Regions from separate parts of the Homo sapiens genome. Here region 1 is linked to region 2. A link is a contact called in ENCODE Hi-C or POLR2A ChIA-PET data. All regions are on one chromosome and are shown on one strand. The core of a region is the stretch at or near the end of the contact, and the rest is flanking DNA. Distances in the headings are between cores, read along the strand shown.

What was found. A loop is a pair of places that touch in the nucleus more often than their neighbours do. ChIA-PET counts read pairs that join two places held with the same protein, here RNA polymerase II (POLR2A). Pooled maps may share reads with other maps.
Region 1: a loop to region 2 is called in a map of heart right ventricle, with 3 times the contacts of the local background. The contact joins two enhancer-like sites. A Hi-C loop is called at or near these places in 20 of 168 maps with a recorded cell type or tissue (CD8-positive, alpha-beta T cell, Caco-2, HCT116 and 11 more), 4 of 37 single-sample maps with no recorded cell type and 3 of 50 pooled maps. POLR2A ChIA-PET finds 5 or more read pairs at or near these places in 2 of 52 experiments (HepG2 and MCF 10A).

Annotation. Positions count from the first base shown.
Region 1 is chr10:33,315,598-33,321,089 of GRCh38, forward strand. All of the region lies in intron 2 of NRP1 (neuropilin 1), which reads right to left. Among named protein-coding and RNA genes, the nearest start is that of NRP1, 16 kb to the right of the region's middle. Within about 2 kb of position 3,319, at least 5 of the 41 ENCODE cell types and tissues checked have a DNase peak (open chromatin) inside an H3K27ac peak, as active enhancers do; they include heart right ventricle, where a contact is called at or near this core.
Region 2 is chr10:33,189,321-33,195,290 of GRCh38, forward strand. It overlaps NRP1 (neuropilin 1), which reads right to left. Exons shown (of 17, transcript NM_003873.7): 13 at 2,961-3,098. Among named protein-coding and RNA genes, the nearest start is that of IATPR, 75 kb to the left of the region's middle. Within about 2 kb of position 4,176, at least 17 of the 41 ENCODE cell types and tissues checked have a DNase peak (open chromatin) inside an H3K27ac peak, as active enhancers do; they include heart right ventricle, where a contact is called at or near this core.

The DNA of each region.
Region 1 (5,492 bases), core at 2,069-4,568, 130 kb after region 2:
AACTACTGTATGATCTTGGGAGAATAGTGGAATAATATTAATGATTACAACACAATACAGAATAGCATAAGGAACATGAATGAAGTATAAAAACGGTTCTGAGAAGTGTCAGAGGACGGAGAAAGAAAGACCGCATTTACTTGGTGGCTGGTTATCAAAAATGGCTTCATGAAGGAAGCATCATTTCAGGTAGAACTAGGATGATAAGTAACATTTTGACATGGAGTCTCAGGTGTGTAAAGGGCATTTACCCCCACCACACCTGTGAAGGAAACATCCTATGCACAGGCATGGGGCTGGGAAAAGGAGGAGTGAGCTTCAAGAACTAGAAAGTGACCATTTTTGGCTAGAATAGATAAGGGAGCCACAGGGGATAAGGCCAGAGAGAAGGCCTTATCTGCCCTTATCTCCTTATTTGGCCTCCTGTGGCTCCCCTACTTATTCTAGTTAAAAATGGTTACTTCCTTAGGGAAAGCCAAGAAGCACAGACCGAGGCAGGGAGGAAACGGGGAACTCTAAATGCTTCTGAGCAGAGGGCAAGAAGGAGGAAAACCTCTTCTGGAGGCTGATGCAATCGCTCCAGGGATAGGTTAAACAGTGTTTGCATTTGGCAAATAGCTGCAGAAATGTAACAGAAGAGATAGGAGAGACATCGTAGATAGATAATTGAGAGGCCTTTAAACTGACTAGATTTGGGGGACAAATAGGAATCAGGAGACATTCCAGAGTTTCAAATTTGGGTAAGTAGGAAATGAAGGAATCAGTAAAACAGAGACAAGGCAGAAGAGAAGTCATTTGCATAGGAAGCTGCAAAGTTTGTTTTTGTTTTTAATTTTAGGAAATGGTCAGTTCTCCAGGTGGTCAACATCCTCCAGAAAGAATTTGTAAGTTTGAGGCCAACGCTCACGTCAGATTCAGGAAGCTAGGTATTATCTGAGCCTAGTGGCTAAGATCAAAAAGCTTATTCAGAGGAAAAATTCAGGGCAAAGGCAAAACCTTGGCCAATGCCTACATTTCAGTGTTGGAGGAGAAATAGAGGCAAAAAAGAGAAGAGGTCAGAGAAGTGGGGAGAAAACCAAGATGGCACAGCACCATGAGATGCAGGAGAGAAGAAGGCCCCAACACTGGGGAGTTGCCAATTATGTATAAGATTGCACAAAAGTTGGAGAAATCAGGGCCAAGAAATGGCCAATGTTTTGAAGCATTAGAAGAGCCACTGGGGTATTTGATTTGAGCAAACATTTTCAGTCCACTGGAGGGAATGTTACGCTGAAGTTATGCTGTCATGCTGAAGACAGCTAAGTAAGAAAGTGGAGTTCTGAACTGCAGTCACCACTTTCAATACCTTGACAGTAATAAGAAAGAGAGAGAGAGTGTGAGACAGAGTGTGAGAGACAGAGATATATGAAATGTTTGCTTGCAAGGTAACAAGGTCCAAGAAGGATTTTGCTACTCACAAAGAGGTAGATCCTACAGAATTCATTTGACCCATAGAGGCCCATAACAGTCCCACAAAAAAGAAAGCCAATCCCTTCTATTGGGTCTCCCAGCCACATCTGTAGCCATTTGAAATGAAGAAGCGTTGAGAGTGCTTTTGAAGAGTTGCAGATATAGTGTGTATCACATAAGGCCATTCATGAGGGTGAGGTGGGGATAAGGAGCTAGAATAGTAACCTCTTCTCTGCCATGATCCCAAGCTCTTTCCTGCAAACATGCTCTTTGGTGTTGCCACTAAGAACCAACTCCCCTCCCTACTACTGGAAAATCTGTCATAACCAGAAATGCAGGAAGGAGATGGCAAGGTCAAAGGACAGGGGATACTAGAAATAGAGGGGAAATGATGTGAATGGACCATCAGTTTAAAAACATTTATTTCCCAGCTGCCTTTCGCTATGGATTTATGCTACAAAATCCATATCATTTTCTCTTTCTTGGAAAGGAACATAATGACACTATTTTGTTGAATGGATTGTCAAGGACTGGCAACCCTGTGTAATAACCACAAAGCTATTGGCTTGAATACTGCTATTTATGTATGGGTTGGCTTATGGTCTGAATGCACTAAACATATTTACAATTCCTCAAGCACACATGAAAGAATAATTTTTTTAAGTCATTGATGCTATTATCATCAAGTTCGTGACACTGAAATAGCATCTTCTATGAGGTTTTCCAGAAACTCCATCCATCTAGATCTTCAGAAGGCTGCCATTATAACAAACTTAACTGGTCAACTTACTAGAACACTCAGAAATTCTTATTGGCTGAATGCACACTGAGCATAGATACTATCTCTGTTGTGTGTATGTGCAGTGCCTTGGTGCTTTTGAAATATTTATAAGTGTCTCCTCCTAAGGATGCAGACGTTACTGTTTACAGTCTGAACTTATTTAAGGAACCAAACCTGCGGATGCACTTCCTGTTATAGTAATACCTAGGTCTTATTATTTATAAATATGTATGTGTCTCTTGTATTCATAAGACACTTCCATCTACATTAGCTCATCAACACTGTGTTGCTGAGATAGGTAGAGGAAGGAAAGCACTTTTGTTTCGGAATTAAAGCTGTGTCTAGGTGGCATTACTCAGGCAGACTCTGATGTAGGCAACCTGGTCACTGTCACATCTTCCTGGGCTGTACTGGTTAACACTGTCAAATCCACGATGTTAATGGTGCCATAATGAGCCATTCACATATCGGGACCCAGCCCATATGACCCATCTCCTGTCTCACAGACAAGAATGAATGGCAGAGGTGCAATTATAACGCACATCCCTAATTCACCAGAACTCTTTTTCACAGGGAGCTGCTAACAGGATCCCCTGACAATCCAAAATCCCCAGCTTGCGTGAATGAACTAACAGACACATCAGTTTGCTAGAACAGCTGAAGAGGGAAATGGTGATGTCTGGAAGGACTGAACCTATGTATTCTAATAGTTACTCAGTAGTGTCCCCAGACACGAGCAAAGAAATTGGCATGGGGAGAAACGGGAAGAAGAATGCAAAGCTGTTTCCTAAGGAAAAAAGAAATGACAATTCCAATCAGTAGTAAACACACAAACAAACAAAATCCCTCACTGTTTCCTTAGCTTAGTGCCAATCGTCATTGAAAAATAAAATTATGGGCTGCCCTTTGTATTAGGTTGGCGCAAAAGTTATCGTGGTTTTGGTGGCCAAAACCACGATAACTTTTGCGCCAACCTAATAGCATTGAGGAAGGTGCTAGCACAGCTTTGGTAATATAAGGAACTCTAATAGAGCCAGGGCTGAAATATGTTCCAAACATCTGCGTCAGGCTTGGCAGCCTGTTCCCAGTGTAACTGATCATGGAAGAGGGTGAGAGGTGAAGCCAACTGGACTTCCGGGGTCGAGTGGGGACTTAGAGAACTTTTCTTTTCTTTCTTTTTTTTTTTTTTTTTTTTGAGACGGAGTCTCGCTCTGTCGCCCAGGCTGGAGTGCAGTGGCACGATATCAGCTCACTGCAAGCTCTGCTTCCCGGGTTCACGCCATTCTCCTGCCTCAGCCTCCCCAGTAGCTGGGACTACAGGCGCCCGCCACCATGCCAGGCTAATTTTTTTGTATTTTTAGTAGAGACGGGGGTTTCACTGTGTTAGTCAGGATGGTCTTTATCTCCTGACCTCGTGATCCGCCCGCCTCAGCCTCCCAAAGTGCTGGGATTACAGGTGTGAGTCACCGCGCCCAGAGGACTTAGACACCTTTTCTACAAGAGGTTTGTAAAATGCACCAATCAGTGCTCTGTAAAAATGCACCAATCAGCGCTCTGTAGCTAGCTAGAGGTTTGTAAAATGGACCAATGAACAGGACATGGGTGGGGACAAACAAGGGAATAAAAACTGGCCCCCTAATCTCTGCTCAGGTCCCCTTCCAGGCTGTGGAAGCTTTGTTCTTTCCCTCCTCACAATAAATCTTGCTGGTGCTCACTCTTTGCGGTGGTGCCATCTTTTTTTTTTCTTTCTTTCTTTCTTTCTTTTTTTTTTTTTTTTGAGACAGTGTCTCCTTCTGTTGCCCAGGCTGGAGTGCATTGGCACGATCTCGGCTTATTGCAAGCTCTGCCTCGCGGGTTCATGCCACTTTCCTGGCTCAGCCTCCCAAGTAGCTGGGACTACAGGTGCCAGCCACCATGCCTGGCTAATTTTTTGTATTTTTAGTGGAGACGGGGTTTCACCATGTTAGCCAGGATGGTCTCGATTTCCTGACCTCGTGATTCACCTGCCTCCGCCTCCCAAAGTGCTGGGATTGCAGGCCTGAGCCACCGCGCCCGGCCTGGGTCGGTGCCATCTTTAAGAGCTGTAACTCTCACTGCGAAAGTCCCCAGTTCCGTTCTTGGTCAGCTAGACCGCGAACCCACCGGAAGGAATAAATTCCGGACACAAGGGGGCGCGCGGGGCATGCGTAAAAGCCTGCTCCGGGGCCGGGCGTGGTGGCTCACGCCTGTAATCCCAGCACTTTGGGAGGCCGAGATGGGCGGATCACCTGAGGTCAGGAGTTTGAGACCAGCCTGACCAACATGGGGAAACCCCATCTCTACTAAAATACAAAAAATTAGCTGGGCGTGGTGGCGTGTGCCTGTAGTCCCAGCTACTTGGGAGGCTGAGGCAGGAAAATCGCTGGAACCCAGGAGGCTGAGGTTGCAGTGAGCCGACTTTGCGCCACTGCACTCCAGCCTGGCGATGGAGCAATACTCCGTCTTTAAAAAAAAAAAAAAAAGCCTGCACCGGGACCCAGTCTCTCTCCAGACAATCCGTAGCCCTTAACTGTGCTGCTGGGAACCAGAGGCCCCAAAATTCAAAATCAGGTGCCTCTGATTAAGCTAGAGGGAGTGAGGAGGAGCGGATGTGGCCAGATTCTCTGAATGTGGACATGCAGGCACCCACTCCAACACCCAGGGAGTGGCTGTCTTAAGTGCTTTCTGAAAGGTTGTCATCCAGACAAACCACCCACTTCAGCAGTTATTGAAATTGCCCCTTTCACTCTCTCTTTGCTGAATTTTTGCTGATCTCTTCTCCATATGACCTACTGTGGGTCACAGACGCTTCTCAGGGACACATTGCGGTTTTTCACCTCAACTCTTCATATACCTCATTTTGAGTTCAATACAAGTGTCAGCTGTTTAAACTAGTGTTTACATGTGCAAAGCATTCTGTGGGACAGCGAAAGGTAGAAATGTAAGTAAGACATGGTTTTTGTCTTGCTGGGGTCTGCCACCCAAACGAGAGATGAACACCTGTACAGTTAGAATGAGGACTCTACGGAGATGGGTGCTGGAAGGCAAAATAGAGTGCTGCAGTCAGACTGTCACATTAACTGGAATTTGTCAACTTGACTGGCTGCCATCTTTCCAAAAGAGTTGATCTAGAAATTTACATTTTATTTATTTATTTTTGAGACAGAGTCTCGCTGTGATGTCCCGGCTAGAGTGCAATGGCCTGATCTTGGCTCACTGCAATTTCTGCTTCCCGGGTTCAAGC
Region 2 (5,970 bases), core at 2,926-5,425:
TGCAAAGCACACCAAACATGAGCCAGTAAAATAAGCCTAGCTCAGCCGGTGTCTGAGACAGGGCTGCTTTCCTTGACCCCTCTTCCGTCATCTTTTACATGGTCCATTGTCACTGGCCTCTGCCATTGGAAGCCCTCACTGAACTGCACTGTGGTTGCTTCCCAACCATGATCAGACTGCGAGTTCCTCAAGCGTAGGGACCTCTTCCTTTACACGTGTATTTCCAGTGCCCAAGTCAGCATCTGCCCTGTAACAGAGCTTCTCAAATACCACTTGTTCACTGAACCAGGGAGAGATGCCAGACTTCAGGAATCCTCTGAAAGGAGGTACCTAGTTCCATTCTTTGAGGTCAAATGCAGAAAACCAAGCAAATGGGATGCCTTTCGATAAGCAGCAGGATATTTTACCTAGCTAGTGTTCATTTTCTTTTTAAACAACCCAATGTCTGGCTTGCAAAGTTTCACCAAATAATATTATAAAAAAAGCACCATCTACTCTCTAATGTCAGTCTATGCGCGGGAGCTTCGTGAAGGGCTCTTTTCATCTGGATCTTTTTCCCGTTAACAAGTAGTTCCTGCCTTTCAGATGTCGGGCTCACCCATCTCTCTACACAAATGATTGTGTTTCTAGAACTGCAGGGGCTCTTTCTAGTCGGAGCTGACCTGGCACAACTGCCAAGTAAATCTGGGTGGCTGAGAGAACAAAAGAGTCAAACCCTTCTGAAGGAATCGCACTTCTCAGCTGTTAATCTACGACAAGCTCTCCTTCTCTGATACTCTAACACATAAAGCACTGATATTTTCCCTTTCAAGGGTTTTATCACAGTTCTGGGTCAGGAACTCTGTCTTCATTTTCTCAATTAGCACTTTACTTCTGCAAGCCTTTTAGCTTTTGTCTCTGGCTAACATAGCTTTTAACCTCCTTTGAATGTCAGATCCTACTGAGCCATTTTGCTTCACTTTGCATCAATTTTTCCACCATTACTGCCTTCATTTTGGCTAATTGCATTTAGTTAATTTGATGCCATTTATATGTACAGTGCCATTTACAGTCAAAGTATTTTAAGTTTTCTAAAACTGCCTGTCTTAAGATTCAATTGAAAGTGTCTCAGATTTGAAGGAGTCCAATTTTATCCAATTTCCTTGTCATTCTCATTAGGCAAGGAGGTGGCTGTGGTGGAAGGAGGCCTATTCAACCTATTTAATGGTTATATTCACTGGGAGAAAAGTGAACCACAAAATGGGAAAGGCATGAAGTACCCTTGGCCCAGCCTTCAGTCCACTGACTCACTCACCCAAAGAGCCAAGATGGGGAGAATTTAATGAGATTTCCTAGCATCAGCAAATGCCCCCCTGGGGTACCTTTTGGGAAGCCACTACTTGAGCAAGCAGTGCTCTGTAAGTATTTCTGAGTGGGTGCAGAAGTTCATGGATTGGGCGTTTGTTGTGAGTGTGTATATGTGTGTGTGTGTATGTGTGTGTGTGTGCATGTGTGTTGGGCCAGACATGGCTGGTTATTTCTTTATTTTTAATTTTTATTTTTTTCTCTTTAGAGACAGGTTCTAATTCTGTCACCCAGGCTGGAGTGCAATGGTGTGATCATAGGTCACTGCAGCCTTGAACTCCTAGGCTCAAAGGATCCTAAAACAGACTCTGAGTAGCTGGGACTACAAGTGTGCGCCCTTATGCCTGGCTGATTTTAAAAAAAAAATTTATTTTGTAGTGTCAGTATCTTGCTATGTTGCCCAGGCTGGTCTCTAACTCTCTAACTCAACTGATTCTCCTGTTCTGGCCTCCCAAAGTGCTGGGATTACAGGTGTGAGCCACCACGTCCAGTCTGCTGGTCCTTTATACTGTACTTCAAGTTGGGCAGTGAAATGACTAGGTGGGTAGCAGGAAGGGGGCAGATAATAGAGTTCACTGGAGAAGCTGCCAGCTTTTTCTGTCCCCCAACCCATTCCTCCCCCACCAATTAATCTTAGGAAGAAAGTAAGGCAGGAGGTGGTGGGAGGGTTGTGATCTAGGGCATGGTGAGGTTTCTACCTGCTCAAAGGAAATACACTACACTTTCAATCTTTCCCCAGTGAATAAGAATTCCACACCGTCTTTCCCCACCTCCCCTTCAAGGGTCGGGAGAGAGCAAGCATTGTGAATTGTTTCTTTAGTTGTAAAATAAACGAGGGGACATAATATATGCTTGGACTTGTTTGAAAATAATTCAGAGTCAGGGATGACAGACATAAATTAAGTTTCCTATGATCTGATAATTGTTGAAGCAGGGTCGTGCACATAGAGAATTCATTCTACTATTTCTTTTCCATTTGTGAATATGTTTGAAATTGCCCAAAATAAGAAGTTCAGAAAAAGTATAAGATGAGGCTAGTTGCGGTGCCTCACACCTATAATCCCAGCACTTTGGGAAGCTGAGGTGGGTGGATCACAAGGTCAGGAGTTCGAGACCAGCCCGGCCAATGTGGTGAAATCCCGTCTCTACTAAAAATACAAAAAATTAGCTGGGTGTGGTGGTGTATGCCTGTAATCCCAGGTACTTGGGAGGCTGAGGCAAGAGAATCGTGTGAAGCCAGGAGGCGGAGGTTGCAGTGAGTGGAGCTAGTGCCACTGCATTCCAGCCCGGGCAACAGTGTGAGACTCCATTTCAAAAAAAAAAAAAAAAAAAAAAAGGATAAGATGAATGCTAATTCATAGATCCTTGCCCAATTTGCTGTTTTCAAGGAGGCCAATCAGTGGCCAACTTCAAGGGGCATTACTATGATTTGCCCTATGCTTCTCGCTACTAGGGAAAGAGACATTGTTAATTCTAGAAAATAATAGCACATGTGAACGCCTGTAGTAATTCCTACCCGCCCTAAATTCACAGACATTAGAAACCCTCCCAGTAACACAGCCTCGGAATCAAAGAGAATCTGCAAAGCCATGCAGCCGAAGTGAACTCTGTGATACCTGTGTGATCCTGAATGGGTCCCGTCTTGCTGGTCAACACACTCCACTTGAGCTGCACGTGATTGTCATGTTCCCAGTGGCAGAAGGTCTTGTGAGAGCCCCAGCCAAATTCACAGTTAAAACCATATGTTGGAAACTCTTCAGTGGGTGGGAAGTAAAAATAAGAGACAAGCAAAGAAAGGCAAATTTGATCATTTAGGGTCACAAAGGCCCTTGGTTCACTCATGGAAAGCACGATTTATACAACTTTATGTCTGTTTGAAAATTCCAGGAAAGCCAGGATTACCAAGAAACCAAAAGATGCATGGAGATGTCAAAATGTTTGCAAAACCACATTTAGTAATTTCTTTAAAAATCCAGCTTTAAAAGGATTATGGACTGCCTGTCAAATTGGGTTTACATAAAATCTCCAGGAAGGCTATTTTCTAAAGCACGTGTATTACATTTGCTGCACTCTCCCCATTTCCACAGTATTTAATATGAAAGCCATTCTGTTCTTGAGGATAAATCATATAAGTTGATACCCACCAATGAAAAGAATCTTAATTAGAGATTGACCCATGAAGCCTCAAAAGTGGAAAGTAACTTGGCGAAATGCCTCACCCAGGAGGTTTTCTCTATTTCCACCTCACCAGTTCATGCTTCAGGTCTTTAATGTCAGGGTTAGAATCTCTTAAGCATTTTAGGATTATTTTTTTTTCTTCCATGCCTTCTATAAGGTCGATTAATTTAAGTATAAATTTCTGCTTTTTTAATTTCTAAATTTACATATAAATTGTTCACCCGGCTTAAAACCTCAATGTAAGGTCATCTAAATCCAAAGCCCATTTCAATAGCTACCCGTTTTTACTTCTCTTTTCTTTTTTTTAATGTTCAAAAGGCTTCCTTAGGAATCTGAAAAGACAGCGTGAATGAATTCACGGGAATGACTTGCCTTGTGTGTGCCCTACAAGGTGCTGTTGGACTATGGTGTTTTTAAAACCCACAGCCTGACATTTTACACAGCCTCTTTTTGAAAGGAGCTTAACTTTTAAGTATGGGAAAAATGAAATCATTGCTACTTATTCCAAGTATGACTGTTGTTTTGGTAAACATAAGCTAACAATAAAAAAAATTCTAAAGATGAAATTCTCGGGCTTCTGCCCCCTCCTTTCGTCCTCCTATAAAGAACGAAGCCCGCAGATGCAGCTGTTTTCTCCAGTGACGAAGGGCCTTTAGGCTTGTCACTGACTTTAGGCAGTCCACGAGGTGGCAGCATTGAAACAAACAGGAAGGCGCCTGGGGCATCTGGACCGTTGAACTTAAAAATAAGCCTCAAAAGAATCCCTATGAACAATAAGGGAAGTCTGGTATTAGATGCTGTATTAGGGTCAGGCCAAGACCTTATCTCATTTTGAGCTTCTTTAACTTGCTTGTGTTTATTAACAAAGTATCTCGCCTTCTGCTCTGAGCCTTGTCTCCATGGCCCCTCCCCCAATGGCAGGAGGAATTTTAATGGGAAGATTTATTGAATAGATAAGAATGATTTACTTTGCATTTTTAGTTTATAAGGAACCCTTTTCTAGAGCTAATGTCAAATTTTGGAAGGAATCCACCATAAAAACTGTCCAAATGGAGCAGTTTGGATTCTCCCAATGATAATGTGACCTCCCAAAGGGTAGACAGAGCCAGTTTGGGAAAGTAAACTAGTAAGCTATGTGATGTGTAAAATGTGAGTACTTTCATTTAGTGCAAACAGGCTATATTTCACAGCTGTAGTGTCATCGGAGAGATATATTTCATGTCTAGTCTATCATAGCCATGAAATAGGACTTCTTAAGGCATGGGAAACCCTCTCCAAAATTTACCACTCTTTTCCGCAGCAAGATTGAATTATGTAGATGAAGTACAGTCAACTGAACGGTGACTGAATGATTGAGCAACCTTGGATGCCAACGCCCATGACCCTGAAATGTACTGTTGCATAATCTCATGTTAGAAAATGTTAATATTGGAACATGTTAATGTGTGTGTGGTTTTGATTTTTCTCCTTAAATGTACTTTATAAAACATGCACATTCAGGATAAAGAAAGCCACCCCAGCACACACAGTTCTGCCTGTATTTACTTTGTTAATACATTACATTTATTGTTTATAGAACAGAAAATGACATCATCCATTCTTTTGGCTCTTCATATTCTGATGATACCATAAAATGTAGGAACTTGGATATTTTTGAAATGACCAGGACATGGAACCGCTTTGCCTGAAAAAATGTTTCAGGCACTTCTCGCTTCAGAGAATGACAGTCTGCCTTTACCTTCCAATGTCCTTCCCCATCCTGTACATTTAACCAGGTGAACCGCTCTAAGTTTTTGTATTTTACTGCTCTTTTATCTTCTTGTCTTGATCATGTAACTTGTGGCAATTTGGTTATTTAAAGGATATGTTTTTAGATCAATGCCTTTTGTTGGGGAGGGTTATGGAGTGAGAGGTTCAATGTGGAAACTTCCAGCCTGGCTAGAAAGACAAACACACAAACCACCCATAAACATTTATAGAAAGGGAAAAGAAAGAGAGAAGGACAGAGGAAAGGAGAAAGGGAGAGAGAAAAGGAGAGAAAAAAGCAAATTAATGAATGAAACAAACATATAGGACTACTGACGTTTACGTTTTCAAAATATTACCCAAGCCCTGGCGGGGCACACAACTCTCATTAAATTCAATGGGGGTAATCCAGCTAAATCCCTTCTTGACTCTTAAAAATAGCAGGAAACAATATTCTGAACTTAAAACAAATTTACAGCCTCTGAGAGCAAGTACCAGCTGTGCTTGCCCAACCCATCTTGCCTGAAGTTGGATCATTAGCACCATATGTATGCATAAGGATTTAATTTTTATATCTGGTATTCCAAACTTCTATAGAGCAGTTTAACTCACTTGTTCATAGACTAGTCTTTCAGTCTAAACAAGCAGAGGTGCTCAGGCCCATACAATCGTAGGTGATGAATATACTCCGAACTGCTGCAG